Regions from separate parts of the Mus musculus genome. Here region 2 is linked to region 1. A link is a loop called in an ENCODE intact Hi-C map of the cell type or tissue named here. Cell type or tissue: left cerebral cortex. All regions are shown on one strand. Links, peaks and the distances in the headings refer to the core of each region. The heading gives the core; the rest is flanking DNA.

Evidence for each region. Hi-C counts contacts between places; a loop is a spot of excess contacts. Peaks named below come from ENCODE experiments on the same cell type or tissue, not always from the same donor. Only the 100,000 strongest peaks of a DNase experiment are listed, where the experiment ranks them.
Region 2: it touches region 1 in a loop (3-fold over the local background); 2 of 42 quality-filtered maps call a loop at or near these places.

Annotation. Positions count from the first base shown.
Region 1 is chr7:138,720,332-138,728,669 of GRCm38, reverse strand. No RefSeq gene overlaps it. Among named protein-coding and RNA genes, the nearest start is that of Gm30808, 24 kb to the right of the region's middle. In left cerebral cortex, for the core only: CTCF peaks have their summits at 3,450 and 3,650; DNase peaks (open chromatin) are centred at 1,930 and 3,642.
Region 2 is chr7:138,435,067-138,443,404 of GRCm38, reverse strand. No RefSeq gene overlaps it. Among named protein-coding and RNA genes, the nearest start is that of Tcerg1l, 42 kb to the right of the region's middle. In left cerebral cortex, for the core only: a CTCF peak has its summit at 3,782; DNase peaks (open chromatin) are centred at 3,778 and 6,107.

The DNA.
Region 1 (8,338 bases), core at 197-8,196:
CTGTGTGAGTTTTGTGGTGCATGTAATGTCATTGTGCAGACCTGGACACCATGGGTGACAGTAAGACTTTCCCACAATGCTATTGCTTCTGTCTTTTAGCATCAACCAAATGTGGTGACTATGATGGGAAAGGAGGAGCCAGAGAGATGTTTACTTGGTTTGAATGAATTAACCTCTTTAAAGACTGCATATTGTCCAAAGAAAAATGCAAGTGCTCGGAAGGCAGACTGGTTATCACTTAAATGGAAGATACATTTTTTTGTTTGTTTTGTTTTTTCTTTTTTTTTTTTTCAATAATTTTATTTTTTTCTAATTTTGTAATTTTAATTTCCCATAGCACCTTGGCAATGTTGAAAACAATACAAATACAAAGATGCTCATTTTAGCAGTTTATGCATGAGTATGTGTCATACCATTTTGGGGGGGGCAGTTTTGACAACAGAACAAATCTAAGTTACGGACAAAACAGAAGCCAGGTAATTGGTTCTGACACTCCACTCCCCCAACATTTAAGAGATACGTCACTCAATGAACACTTGAATCAGTTGGAAAAACAAAACCAGAACGTCGATGTGGGTATCTCTTTACATTTCTAATCAGTGTTTTGTGCTATAGAACTGAAAACAGAATACTTGGCCCACAGCTCACAGATATCAGAGCCACACCTTTAGGAATGTGTAATGTGTAATAAGATACAACAAATTGTTAGTTTTAAAAATAAACATTGTTATTTAATAATCAGGTGACTTTTAAGAGAATTCAAAGTGTCCTCATTCAGCTAAAACAAACTGAAATGTCCATGCATATTCTTAAAGCCCAGACTAGCTACTTAGTATATGCCAGAGTCTAAAGTTAGAGTAATAGCTACCAAATTGTAAGGGAATATAAAAAATTAGAAAAAATCCATCATATATTATATTATATATATTTATGTATTAAAAAAAACCTCAAAAGGAATATACTGTTTGATTTTTATCTTTCCCATAAAAAGCCAGAATGATACTCTTAAAATATGGTTAATATATATTGCCAACACAAGCATCAGGAACTGAATCCCAGTGCTTGTTTTTTCAAACCAAGGCAGGGCCTTTGGGACTAGGCTGGGCTCAGGCTGCTAAGTCAACATTCTGTGGCTGGATAACACGTGGTCTTTCTAATGGATACTGAGGGACTCCCTCCAAGCTCTCGAATCCTGACTAGAAAGCAGAACTCCAAAGTCCCAGGGATCCCTGGGTGGTGCAACTGCAGAGCAGTGCTCTGTCTGATGCTCTTCCCCAGGCATACGCCTAGTTGAGCAGATACGTGCTGGATGGCTCCTCAGTGAATGCGCTTTTGAATCCCATTCTGAGCAGCACTGAGTCTGTCGCTTATGGTCCTGCTTCAGCTTCTGCTGAAGCTGCTGCTTAGGCAAGGCCAGCTTGGTGTTCCTGGCCCCTAGACTAGGCTCACCAGTGGCAGTGTCTAGAAAAGAAGGATGGAAGATGGTAGGATGCACCCCATAGCCCACCAGGGAGCTACCCCTGCAAGCACACAGTGCTGAGGTCCCCCCAGCACTGTGAGTTCTGGGTAGAAGAGACTGCCTGAGGTCTGACTTCATCAGCAGGAATTAGCTGTGGGCCTGCCCCCATCTTCCCTGTCTCCTGGGGTTCCTCTTCTTATGTCTTCTCTCTGAAATTTGGGGATATGCTTTGTTGAGGAGGAGGCAGAGCAATCCAGCCAGCCACACAAAAACAACAGATTTGGGGAATCCATTCCATCCAATACTGGCTATTGAGAAATCCAGCATTGGGTCTATTTGGCTCTGTTGTTGTCTTGAATTTCCATGGAAACTACCAGGTAGCTGGAAGAATAGGCGTGTTAGAGTTTTCCAACCATCATTATTTTAAAGGATCTTTACTTTCTTCCTTGTCCACATTCACATGGTGGTTTCTATGGAAACTAGGATGGAAACAGCCAGAATAAAAAAAGAGGCAAATTCTGGCCATTTTTCATGATCATCTGATCATGGAAGAACAGAAAGGAAGAGCCCAAAATGGGGGCAATGGGTAGAGAGCCTAGTATCAACCCCCAGGTAGGAGCCCTGAACTCTGAGTAGGGGCAGCTTTTCCCACGTTGAGGGCTCTGAGTTCGTCCTGAACCTTTGGCGATGATTCTGTCCTTTGCTCGGATGGATTATACCAGGTTCAATAGAGCTGGAAAGGGAAGAAAAAAATTCTTAAAGAAACTTCATTCTAAAGTGTGTTCAACCCCCCAGCCGAGTTGCAGATGAGAGGTCTGGCTAAGAACAAAGAGCAAGGATTCCTCCTGGGCTTGCTGAGGTCTTTCCAAGCCCTGCTGGGTGGAGCCAAGAGAAACAGCAATAAGTCCAGGAGCTAGCTTCTCAATGGTACCCATGTTCTGGGGCTGGTGCATTGCTAGTTTTTGAGCACTTAGCTCATATGCCTACCCCAGAGTTTTGTCTGCCTGGTGCCTATGTCCACTGTCTTGTTTGCATATGTGATTGATTTAAAGATCTTGAGATCATTTTGAATTTACACTGGAAATATGAAATAGATAATTTAACAATGGTATGTGGGAAATTCAGTACCACATTTTTTTTTGTTATTGTTCACAAGTGTGTTTGTGCACATGTGTGTGTATGTGTGCATGCATGCATGCGTGTGTGTGTGTATCTATGTGTATTTCTGCAAGCTCATGTGCATGTGTGTCAACATATGTGTGTAGGCTGAAGCCCATCCTTGGGTGTTGCTTCCCAAGAGCTGTCCATCTTTTTGCCTGAGACAGGCTTTCTCACTGGGACCTGGGCTTTCTGACTAGGTCAGGCTGGCTGGGCAGTGAACCTCAGGGATGTACTTATGTCTACCTTTCCAGCACACCTGCTTTTTCACATGGATGATGGGGATTCAACTCAGCTCTTCACGTTTGTATGGTAGGCATTCTACTTTCTGAACTCTTTCCTGTCTCCAGTACTACATTTAAAACATTAATTTATTCTTCAACAATTTCATATATTTGTATAATATATTCTGGTCATACTTAGCCCTCCACCATCTTTTATCTCCCCCTCCCCCACTATCTTGCTACTCTTCTGTTTCATTTATGACCCACTGGGCGTAACCAGGGCCACTTACATGGTCATGAGTGTAGAGCTATGTGCTGGAGCTTGAGTAACTTACCAGCAACTATATCCATGAAGACACTGATTTCCCATCCTCCAGGAGCCCTCTATTGCCATTCTCTCTCCTGGACAGGCCCACGAACCCTTCTCCATCTGTGACTGAATGTTTATTGGGTCAGTTTTGTGGAGACCCTGAATAGGCAACCGTAGTGTTTGAGTTCCTGAGTGCCATTGCCATGCCATTACATCTCTGATCTAGTCCTTGGGAGGTGGAAGCAAAAGAATCATGAATCCAAGGTCCTCTTCAGCTACAACAAAAGTCTGAGGTTGCCCTGGGGATAGATGAAACTCTGTCTAAGGAACTAACCACATGGTGATCTTAATAGACACAGAAAAGGCATTGGATGAAACCTACCACTCTTCTTGACGAGACCACTCTGCAACGGACCATTCTGCATTCTTGCCACACTGACAAGGGGCCTCTGTGGAAGTCTGCAGTACATGTTCTGCCCATTAGTGGGTACTCCAGGTCAGGGTTGAGGATTTGATGTTGTCAGCAAATTGTCCAGAACTGGTAATAGCAGATTAGTGTTTTCCAGGTCTAGGGAGAGAAGGTGGGGTGACTGGGGAAGGGTTCAATTTTTCTCTTGGGAATGACATTTATGCTATAAAATTAGTCAACTGTGAATACACTGAAAACCATTTAATTGTACATTATTTTTGTGTATATGGTCATGTTTGTGTGTGCAGGTACACCATGCATGCACACATGTCTGTGTGTATATGTGCAGGCTAGAGGGCAACTTCATATGTCAGTCCTCAGGAGCCAGCCCTACACCTTTTTTGGGGGTGGGGCAGGGTCTCTCACTGTTTTGGAACTTGCCAAATAGACTAGGTTGGCTGGCCAGTGTGTCCCAGGATCCTTCTGCCTCTGTCTCGCCAGCCCTGAAATTACAAGTGTGTGCCATCCCACCTGATATTTTTATGTGGGTCTAGGGATTAAACTCAAGTCTTCATACTTTACTCACTGAGCTATCCCCTAGCTCTCTAGTTATGCACTTTTACAAATTTTATGTGAATTACGTCTTAACAAAGTTGATGAAAAATTAAAATCATGAAATCAACTTTTCGGGTTCCACGTGAGACTGTGATTATATGATACTTCTCTCCCAGGCTCATTTCACTTGGGGTCCTGTTCTCCAGATCCATCTGTGCCACAGACTCAGACACACAGTGGACGGGTAGTGAAAGGAAGGAGATATACACGTATTGGATATTGCAAATTTGCTGGAAGAACGAACTTTTAGTATTCTTACCACTGAGAAGTGATGAGCCAGTGAACAATGGCTATTGTCTTAGTTTCCTTTGCTGTGGTCAAATGTACCGATAGAAACAACTTAAGGGAGAAAGGGCTAATTTTATCTAACACTTTCAGGAGACTATAATCCATCATGGCCGGGAAGCCATGGCAGTAGGCAGGCAAGGCAAGTAAGCTGGGGAAAGCCATCTGCTCAAAAGTGCTGAGTCACAAGGCCCACGACTCTTGGTAGTGCATTTACATGACACTCAGGCTTTTCCTGGGCATGCTCTATTTATTAATATGTCTCTATTTATTAATTATTCCAGTCCTTGGCCAAATGGCTGTTTTATGTGTATTAATCTTGTCCCTGTCTCTTTTCCCTTCTCTCCCACCACAGTACCAGCTCTGGACTTGTGTGTAAAGATGACTTTCCTCTCCTTTTTTGGTGACTGCTCTATGGTGAGCATTAGCTCTAGGGGTATTCAGACAAGTATGGGTGCTGCGGCCTAATGGGAGCTACATTCTTCCTGGCCTTAGCCCTGATGACTCAAGTACTATCTAGAACTTGCATAGATTCAAGTAGCTATGGTGATTTGAATAGGTATGACCCCCATAGATGCATGTGTTTGAGTGCTTGGCCAATAAAGAGTGGCAGTATTAGGAGGTGTGGCCTTGTTGGGGTAGGTGTGGTCTTGTTGGAGGAAGGGTGTCACTGTGGGGGTGGGTTTTGAGGTCTCCTGTGTTAAAAAGGTATGCCAGTGTGTTACACTACATCCCCTTCTGCTGCTTGTGGTTCAAGATGTAGACCTCTCCGCTCCCTCAGTGTGGCACACAGTTTCCCCTTGTTACCTGTGGATCAAGATGTAGAACTCTCAGCTCTGTCAGCACCATGTTGGCTTGTGTATTGCCATACTTCCTGCCATGAAAACAAGGGAGTAAACCTCTGAAACTCAGCTAGCCCTGATTAAATGCTGCTCTTTCTAAGAGTTCTCAGGGTCATGGTGTTACTTCATAGCAATAAAAATCCAATTAAGACAGTAGCCAATCCCTAAGCCCTGAGAATCAGGGGAGAGAGACCTGCTAGGAAGAAAGAACCCCTCAGCAAAGGTGACCGTCTCTCTCCCCCACCCCTCTTCTTCTGACATTTTCTAGCTGTAGGTGTACAGCTTCCTTCCTGGTTAATATTTAAATATAAAAGCATCAAATGAATTTTTAAGAAGTAATTAAGCTTTTTTATTTCTCCTTAAAGACTGGAGGGATGGAGGGTCTTCTTAGAAAGCCTCAATTGTCCTGGGTTGTAGCTAAGAGGGCAGTGAGGGCCCTTCTACTCTCTTCATGAGTGTGCCCAGCCCTCCCAAAGTCTGTCCTCTACCTCCTGTCCCTTTGTCCCTTACACCCTTGGTCAAGGCTTTTCTTAACTTTACATGGTGATCATAGGTGCTGTGAGCCTATGTTTCCCTTGGATCCAGAGGCCAGTGTTCTGGACAGCTCCCCTGGGTGACCCAGGATGTTTTCTGACCCTCTGGGCCAACCCTAGATCTGGCTCCCTGGTAGGTTCTCACCTATCTGTTCTTCTTTGGATCCCTCCCTTCCTCCTGTCATTTATCCCATCACCTACTGCCATTCCCATATGGTCAAGCTCTAGCCGTCCCCAGCTACCCTCTGTTCCCTGGGGCCTCTTTAGCCCTATAGTCTTCTGTGACTGCACAGACTCCCTCCTGGAGCCCTAGAACTCCCTCGCCATCCCAAGGCTTGCTCTGGCTTTCCCATGAGGATGCACCACCCTTCTCTGGCACACCCACCCCAGGGAGGCAGTTCATGCTATGAGTCTTATAGCAAACAGAAACTGGGCCCAGAGTCTCTGCTTTGGCAGGAGACACAGCTCCATCTCTTGGGTACTGATCACCTTGTGAGCAGAGGGGATGAGACTGTAACACACACACACACACACACACACACACCAGATTTCATTTGAGGTTGCAAGGTTGGTAGGAGTGCTGCCCTCTAGCAGGATTCTCCATTCAGCCTGTTTAATCAAAGTGATTCTATAATCACATTGTCGTATTAAACAAAAGCCTTGCTTATCTCCCATGGAGTGGACCTTCATTAGGACCAAGTATACTAGTTCCCTACTCCTGGTGTACCAAGGTAATTTTAACCAAGATTAGTGGTAAACAGTAATGCTCAGTTCTTAAGTTCAGGGGCCAGAGGGCTGGAGCAGAGCATGCAACCCCACTGGGTCTGGGAAAGAACCCAGCTCCTGCCCTTCCTAGCTTCTAGCGGACCTATATCTCTGGGCTCACCACCCTCTCCTCTGTCTCCAGAACTGACCGTGCAACACTCACCAGTTCCCTTTCCTTTGACCTTGCCTCTGGCATCCTGTTTGCTTTCTGTTACCATGACGATACCTGAGGGGAATCAATTCAGAGGAGAGAAGGTACACAGTGGCAGAGACTACAACCCATGGTGGGTTGGGCTTCATAGTTTGGGTCTGTGGCAAGGCAGCAAAGCATGATGGGGGCCTGTGGGGAAGGTGGCTGCTATGATGGTGGGAAACAAAGTCAAGAAGTAGGGACTGGGATCACAATGTCCTCTTGAGGGCAAACCCACAATGACCCAACCTCCTTTCACTAAAGGCCCACCTCCTAAAGGTTCACTTCCTAATAGTCCCTCAGGCTGGGGACCAAAGCATCAACACATGGCTTCCAGGGGCCTTCAAGGTCTGAAGCACAGGCCACTCCTTTCAGTTTTTGACACTCTCTTGTCCTATTTGCTCTTGCTTTCTCAGTCTCCTCTCACACTATCTCTCCCTCCCTCCCTCCCTCCCTCCCTCCCTCCCTCCCTCCCTCCCTCCCTCCCTCCCTCCCTTCCTCCCTCCCTCTCTCCCTCTCTCCCTCCCTCCCTTTTCCCTTCTCTCTTTCCCTCCCTCCCTCCCTCCCTCCCTCCCTCCCTCCCTCCCTCCCTCTCTCCCTCCCTCCCTTTTCCCTTCTCTCTTTCCCTCCCTCCATCCCTTCCTTCCCAGTGCCACAGGCATGTAGGAGACTGCGATTCTCCCTCCACTGCTCCTCTGACTGATGAAAACCGGGTTAGGAACACATTGGGGCAGCTTACTGGCGACCTCTAAAGATTCTCAGACAGAAACAAAAGTGTCCTGGTTTTCCCTGGCAGGAGTCGAGGGATATCAGAGTGTGTGGGGTTCTGCTATCTGTTTCTCTTCCCTTAAATGAGGACCACTGTCATGAACATATGGGAACTTAAGGGGAGCATCAGGATAGATACATTGTGGATGGGTTAACTGGACTGAGTATCTCCTCATGCCCCACCCTCTTTCCTGCTGTGAGTCCATTGAAGACCCCAGACTAGCCCACCTTTGGATACCTGTTTCTGCTTTATGGGAGCTCTGTCTTCTTTCTATGAAGCTCCTACTAGTGAACTAGTTTTAGGATCTAAAACTCCTTTCTGAACGCGTCTGCCTGTGTCTGTGAGTTTCATTTTTCCGATTCAGACGGCAAGAACTTGAAAGCTATTGACTCAATGCAAGTTTGTGTGACCCTGAGTATCTGTCCCCGAGCTCCAGAGTTAAATCCCACCTGTGGCAAGAGAGGAAGCCTCTACTGAGCTCAAAATTTCTCACTTCCCACCTATCATTTGTCTTTCTCTTATGGGGACCCCTGTCTCCCCATGCCACTCAGGTTGGTCCTCACACACCATCATAGTGTCCCCTTCACTGTCCAGGGCAGTGACTCTCAACCCTTTAATACAGTTCCTCCTGTTGTGGTGACTCCCAAACATAAAATCATTTTTTGTTGCTACTTTATAACTGTAATTCTGTTACTGTTATAAATAGTAATACAAATATCTATATGTAATCTCCAAGGGTCATGATCCACAGGTTGGGAACTGCTAACCTAAGGGGATAC
Region 2 (8,338 bases), core at 93-8,092, 290 kb after region 1:
GTTTAGCTGGCCCTTAGAAGCATTCCTAAATCTTCTACATCTATCTGTACACATGTAAAATTCAGTCATCTATAAGAAACCTGAGTCAATTTAGCAGTCTATCCGCCCTAATCAGAATCCTCATCCTCCATGGTTACCAGGTAAGGTCTTGTCACCTGAATCACCCAGAATCCCCATTAGGCCCTGGGATCTCTTCAGGTGTTTCCCTTTTAACTATCTGGCCACTTACCCTCAGCCTGCTTTCTGCTATAATCCTTACTCCCTGTCAGATGTCAAGCACAATAACATACACACACACACACACACACACACACACACACACACTCACACACACCCTGCAAAACTCTATTGTGGTACCCCTGTGCCTGTTGTGATGGCCTGTCTGAACTCATTTCTGCTGAAGCGGGGGGTGGGGGTGGGGGGGTTAGATCTCTGCTGCTTGGCATCATCTCAGGCAAGGCATGGTCATATAATAATGCTGTAGATGTTATCATGAAGCCCCAGGGAGATCGCAGTCCTAGGACAGCGTGTTTGCAGCATAGGGCTAATTCTTTCATCCTTGTACACTGCCCATGTGGCTACAGCCAGATCTTGCAAGGGCTTTGAGGTATCCCCACTGTACCACAGTCCGAGGGTACTAAGCCATGCATGTGGCAGATTTAATTAAACTTTGGAAACACTGTGTAAAAATAAATAATAAATAACTTCCTCCATGGCAAAATTCTTGGGAGCTTGTAATGACTAACAGGCATGCTGGATTCCTGAGGGAAAGGACGAGTCTATACACATTCCCCAGATTTAGGTGACCACAGAGTACTTCCTTCCTTTAATGCATCCCTTGGGTCTATTGTTGCAGAAAATACGCTTTGGAAAAAAACAGCTTCATATCAATTTTAGCTGCAATGCAAAAAGAAATAGAATGAGGTATTATTCTATGCAAATAATAACCACACTGTAAAGCGTTGAGTTTATGTCTGATTCCTGAGAAGCAAGCTCTCAGAGACGGGCTCTGCATGAAGATGATCATCTAGCAAGAACAACTAGATGATTCCAGATGGCTTAGAGATGGGGTGACCCTTCCAAGTCGGGGGTGGGGTGGGGTTGGCTGCTCACAGGGCTGCCTGGAGATACCTGCTCTATTCTGATTGTGTGCCAGGAGCTACCCTTGCTTCATAGACCACCAATCATCTTGTCCCTTACCTGCCATCCGCATCCCATCTCAGAGCCAACTTTTCTCTGGGTAGATTTTTCTTAGAAAACAAGGAGACTTGGTTGAAAGAGTTGACTAGAGAGTACCCAGGAGAACCAGGGCAGGTGAAACCAATGGGGAGAAAAAGTGAGATGCAATCTAGTATATTTTGGTACGTGGCAGCAGCTGGTGTCTCTGCAATGCATGTGGACCAACTCTCCCCAGGGAAATGTCTTGACCCAGCCAAAGGGCTCCATAGTCAAGCCCAGCACCTGTGGAGGCATCTGACACTGCTCCTGGGGAAAGCATGCCATACTTTTCATGCAGAATGTCCTGTAGGACTTCAGTTGTTAAAGTCTTGGTTCCCAGTGTGGTTCTAGTAGAGCTTCAAGGGTTAGGGTTAGTAGGAGATCTTTTTTCATTTTAATTTATTTATTTATGATGTATATGTGTGTACACGCACGTGCATGTGTGTGTTCTATCACCCCAGTCTCATCACTTTCTCAACAATGAAGTGAATGCTTTTGCTCTTCCATGCATGCATACTCACTATGATTTGGCAACCCTGCCCATAGGCCGATGGAACAGTGTGTGTGCCTGATCATGACCTGGAACCTGTAATGCTTTGCACCCAAACAAATCTTCTCTGCTAATCTTCTCTGTAGCTCATATTTCTGGTATCTTATAAAGAGATGGAAGTTGGTTAGCACAGAGGTGCCGTTTAGGAGGGGAGTGGGCAGTACAGCCTGGCACCCTCTGCTGCAGCTCACTTTCCAGTGTAAAACACAGATCAGGGAACCATGAGGCAGTGTATATGTGAGAAATATCCACAATGTGTTATTAATACCAAGGGCATTAAATATTGCATTTCATAGCTGCCTAAAAATTTAAAAAATTTTCTTTCTATATTTTTCCAGCAAGTTGAAAATCGAAATTTTGTTTGAATTGTTTACAATTTAGTATTGCCAACTTTTTCCAGTAATCACTGTACAGTGATTCCCATCAAAGATCACTAATGCATTTTGAGTAGGTTACTGGTTCTAATCCCCTTGGAAAAATAAAGGAAAAAAAACATTTCAACAACTACCCATCAACTGTTTATAAAGTTAGACTCACATTTGCCAGGGGACGAACATGTGAGCCGGTCCTGGCATTTTTACCCAAGAACAATGAAAACATGTGTTTAAACAAGACATACATATGAACATCTATAGTTGTCCCACACCTAAGGGCACACCCTTCAAAACAGATATCAACTTTTTTAGCAGGACAATGGATAAACATACATTGAAGTATCCAAATGGCCAAATGCTGCTCAGCAAAGTCAGTAAATCAATCAGGTAATTCTGCTTCATGTGTCTGCCGAGGTGGATCTAAAATACAAACAATAAAACAAAACAATAAACCACTACCACCACCAACAAAGAAGGAAGCCAGTTACAAGGAAGTTACCCTGCATCTTCCACTCATGAACTATGGGATCCCAGAGCAGAGTTAACTCAAGGACAAGCAACTGAGCCTGAGGGTGTATAGGAGGACTGTCCAAAATGGAATAAGGGACCTTTCTAAAGTGATAGAGATCTGTTTTCCAACTGTAACTTCTTATTTCCTGAGAATGGATTGCTGGAGGATGGGTAAACTGCTCTTTGACAGATTTGCCCTGCAGCATGAGGTAGCACTGGGCAGAGGAATGGTTATACCCACATTAGGTGATACTGAGAGTCTGAAGGAATATTGAGGGACCTGGGCCACTCTACACTGTTAGTAGGAGTAAAGGTCAGGTGACTCTTAATTTCTTCATGGCAGTTACACTAAAGAGCAGCAATGTGCAGTCTAGGAAGATGCTGAGGAAGGACCCAATACAGGCACAGGTGTGGATAGGCTTAGAGTTTTAAAAAACCTACTTTTAATAAGGGGTTTAAAATGCTTTACTGTCTCCTTTTGTCCACCACCCACCAGGGGGAGTGGAAAGAAAAGGTTAATGGAACAAAGGAGGGTGTGGACCGGGTTAGAAATATTTATTCGGAACAAAGCCAATCTGCACTGTTGTCAGGATATCAGCAGTTTAGTTCACATGAACCAGTAGAGGCAGCTTCGTCCATCCATAAACATTATTCAAGAATCAGCAACTGCAGGACTTACAAACACCATTTACCAATCAACAAAGGCAGGTCAATCCAGAAGAAAGCATAAGGCTCTGCCAATCTGCCGGAGTCCATGGAAGTGCAGCAGGAAGTAGCTGGAACACCACCAGACGATTTTTAGTGTGTTTCTTTCTATGAAGTCACGACAAATGATCACCAACAAAGAATGGTAAGGCGTAGCAATATCATCTAGCATCATCCACTATCCTTTGGGCTACATTTACATCTTTTTAAACATCCTATATTCTCTTAAGCATCCACTCTAGCAAAACGTCATATGCCCCTTTTCTAGGCTGCCTCCAGAAAAACACCAGGTGTCTGTTCTTTGCAAAACATCCTCCCACATGCCTGCTTCAGCAAAAACATCTAAGACGGTTTCCAGAAAAATATCACATGACACAACCGAGTCTCCAAAGGAACCAGAAATTTCCATTTCAGGTGTGTGCCAACAAACACCTGCTGTCATGGCATCCACCTGCCACTGGGTGTGTTTTCCAAAGAAAAGCCACACACATGCTGCAGACAGTGATGACCCTCTGTGGGACACTCGATGGACACTAACTGGGATGGCTCACAACCATGTGCACCATGGGGGTTATCATCAGCACCTGAGCTCTCACTGTCAGAAAACAAACACAGCAAGGTCTGAGTGATTCTAGATCAGACTTTAAGGACACACCCTCCAGGGTGGCACGGTGGCAGTGTGGCGTCTCACATTGGAGGCCATACTAATCCAGCCTGGACTTAGGGAGCTTGACGAGGGCTGGCTGTCACTCGTCTACACAGACCTTCACACTTAATAGAAGTTCAAGTTAGGCATTTATTATTCGTGCACCATTTTGCACAATGGATCTATTTAAAAGGATTGTCGAAGGTCAAAAATGAAAAAAAACAAAAAACAAAAAACCAAACCATAAATGTCCTGGTAGAATATGGGCAGAAATTTAACAGGACACAGAGAGACAGTCAAGATTGAAGATGCATTGACAAGACTGGGGACTCAGGAGGCAGTCACTCATGGAACCCTGGGTGTGGTTGTTGACATTCTTTCTGGTAGAGCCAGAATATGGGTGTTGGCTTACAAGTATGTTTGTGTATGCAGAAGCTTAGAAACTTAAGCTTCAGTGGCTCCCGAGGACACACTAGTTTGTGTGGGGTGAAATAAGCTCTGTAGATCCCTCACTACCACATTCACCAGCCATTTATCTGTATGTTCATAATGAACCAAGTCAGCTCAGCAAGGCGACATCATCACCCACTGAAATCAATAGCTCTGTTTGATGTCAATTAGGGAGTGTGATAGGAAGACAGAGCCTACGGAGAATAAGCAAATCTAGACAGGCGCCTGGTAGTGGCCTGCTCTGCTGTCAGAAGCAGGGAAAGCCTCAAAGAACAGGCTTATCCTGCCTCACCATGTTCTCCGAGAGGTACACTTTAAAAAAAAATAGCATTGAGCTCTGCAGCTGTGTGTGTGTGTGTGTGTGTGTGTGTGTGTGTGTGTGTATTTGATGTTCTGTATGTGATATCTACACATGTGTATGGAGGCCCCAGTTTGACGTTAGGTGCCTTTCCTTGAGGGTTCTCCATCTTTGCTTTTGGAGACAGGGACTCCCACTGATTCAGCTGGGCAGGCTGTCCAATAAGCTTGAGAGACCTACCTATCTCTGTGCCTCCAAGGCTGGGGTTATAGGCTTTTTATGTGCATGCTAGGTGTCTGAACTAAGGTCCTTAAACTCGTACCACAAGCACTTCACTGACTGAGCCATCTCTTCTGTCCTCCCATCTCCCCAGGCCTCTTACTTAGTCCAAGCTAAGAGAAGCAATGGTTTCAAGCCATTCCAGGGAAACATTAGAAGTTGGTTGGATAGGTCCCTTCTTTTTCACATGTCATTTGCTTAAGTTTAATGACACCTGGTACTGCATAGCAGAAAAACACATATGCCCTTGTCTGTATATAAGTCAAAAACCAGTCTGAGAACCTGATTCTGAGCTATGTGTGTGCTGTCTGTATTTTGGCAGAGATCTGGAGTGGGGGCAGGGAAATCTGAAGGTTAAGCTCCAGTGCCCAGCGCTCAGAAGCATGGCAAAGCTGGGCACGTCCGTTTGGCGTAGTTGCCACCTCGCTTATATTCAGCTTTTTCATTTATCACGACAGAATGTGTAATATGAAGAGGTCGAAGAGAGTGTTTTTGCTTGTTGAAGGCCTTCCATGCCACCCTCTAAATAGCTTCATTCCTCACTGGCTTTCTGAATGAAGAAAAGGGCTCAAAGATGTGGGGTGCAGCAGCTCACCCAGACATGACTGAACCTAACTCCCAAGTCCCAGGCCCATGCTTAACATCCACCTTGTGGTATCTTTGAAAACATTTTGTTTTTTACTTTTCAAATGTCTCAATTTCCTGGCAGGGCAGACCACCTGGGTCACTTGCTCCTGTTGTATGTCTTGCTTATGCCAGGGTCACTGAGCACCTGAGAGCCACCAAGTTGCCTTGGAGACCTCCCATTCCTCAGGATGTAGGAGCATGAGAAAGCTTGTACCTCTCCCCTCTTACACATATCCCCATCCATTAATACCATAGTGAGTGGTTCTTACTGGCACTGAAGGTGGTAAAGGGTTAAAGTGTCTTGAGGCCGTACTCAGAGCCGAGACATGGGTCAATGACTTCGGAAACATTATTGTTCCAACAGCCAATGAGTAAAGTACTTAAGGCATTTTAAGTTCTTCTGTAGAACTAGTTTTTATAAAACATTCCCTGTGAACCCACAGGGAAAAGATAGTTAGGGCAGAAATGGTTTAATTTACACATCAGCAAAGCATCCAAGAAAACACAGAGCAGCTTGAGGATACAGTGCTGCCAAGTAACGGGACTCAAATTCAACTCCACTCTGCAAGGAAAATAGTTCTTTCCCACTTCTACAGAGCATAGAAGACAGTCCTGGGGACTCCAGGGCTACTAGAAGTGGCCACGCTGACATCCTGGTATCTTATTTCACCTGCAAAGGTGCAAAACACCTTAACAGTTGTTTATCAGACATCCAGGTGACCACTGTCCTGAGGGAAGGGAGAATTGGGACTGGGTCATATTTAAAATCTTTCCTGTGATTGACATTTGCTGTGTGTGATCCTGAGGCTGGAGAGGGAAGATTGCTTTGTCAGCCAACACTACAGTGAAGTTGAGAGATGCCACAGTGACACTGAAGAAATAGGTTCTGGATTAGAGATGTGGCTCAATCAGTAGAACACTTGCCTCTCACCAAGCACAGAGCCTTGGGCTCAATACCCAGCACTGTGTAAACTGGTGTGATGACACATGCCTGTAGTCAAAGCACTTGGAAGGTAAGGAAAGAAAAAACAGAGTTCAAGGTCATCTTTAACTACATAGTGAGTTATAGGCCAGCCTGGGCTATATGACATGCTGTCAAAAAAATTGAAAGGCATGAAGGAAGGAAAAAAGGAAGGAAGGAAGGAAGGAAGGAGGGAGGGAGGAAGAAAGGAGGGAAGAAAGGAAGGAAGGAAGGAGGGAGGGAGGAAGGAAGGAGGGAAGAGAGAAAGGAAGGACAAAAGAAAGAAAGAGGGAGAGAGGGGTAGAGAGGAAGGGAGGGAAAGGGAGGGAGGGAGGGAGGGAGGGAGGGAGAGAAAGAGAGAGAGAGAGAGAGAGAGAGAGAGAGAGAGAGAGAGAACACCTTGGTTCACAACTAATGCTAAGAGGAGAGGTCAGAGGACAGAGTGAAACTCCTACAGGGCTCATGAGAGCTGGAACCATGCCTGGCACATTCTCAGGTCCCCACACATAGACTACATCTACAAATATCATGGATTGACTGAGTGAGTCTCATATGCATGTTCATTGCAGCAAAAACAAAATGAGCCTGTGATACCCACAGGCAGTAGTGCCTTCTGCCTAGGGCACTTGCTGGGATTCTGAATCTTCAGGACAGAAATCTGGATTTGGTATCCTCAGTGGGGAAGTAACCTGGTCACAGTCACACTCCCAGTAGGAGACAGAGCCATGGCTCTGCCTTACACCTGGAACCGAAGTCTCTTCTTTCTAGTGTTTGGCCCTTATGACAAAAACCAGAGCCCAAGAGAAGAGGCATCAGAGTAATACTTCATGTGTCCCGGAGACCAGAGGTAGGGAGAGCCAAGCACCGGGGAGGCTTCTGCACAGACTATCTACATTACATGATGTTTCTCCCCCAGGTAGGATCTTGGTTCCATGTGCTCACAAATGACCCAAACTCCCAGGGTATGCTGAGCTCCATACATCCCTAGTTCAATGATACCATGGTCCACATTCTATCTCAGCAAGGTCCTGATTTAGAGAGGGGAGGTGGTACATATGGGATAATATGGTACATATGGGATAGATAAACCATGTTAGATAGATAATGCAACTTAGAGGAGCATTGTGTGGGCCAGTTGACCTTCTTTGTGCAGACGGACATCACCTGTATAAAGAACCATTCTGGTCTCAGAGGAGTGGATGGCTGGACAGCTGGAAAGGGCATAAGGCCTGTTGAAGAGAGTGATGCACTGATGAATGGCTACCTGCAGCATATAGATGGGAATCTGCATGTGCCTCAGGGAAAGGGACATGCCAGGTATCAGGTTCTACACCATAAAACCCTGCTACATTTCACAGGAGTCACTGGAAAAACAAGCACATGGAGGGGTTCTCTGAAATGGAGAGAGACAGGGGAGTTTGTGGTTACATCCTTCTTGGATTCTCCAGCAGCATGATGGGAGAGGAAGGGGAGATATTGGAGGACATAAATTGAGAGGCTGACTGGCCTGACTAGAGCTAGGTAGTGAGGGCACGAGGGTGAAGGATGGGCCAGGATGTCTTGAGTGAACACTGGCCACCTGAGTCTAAGTAGGGACTGGGTGGGGGGCAACTTTTTCAGAGTCTGGGGAGACCAGAGTGAGCTGAGGGCATTTTGATTATGAGGAGTCAGCTATACAATTGCAACCTTAGCAGACTGTGGGCTGAAGGGTCAGGAGAGT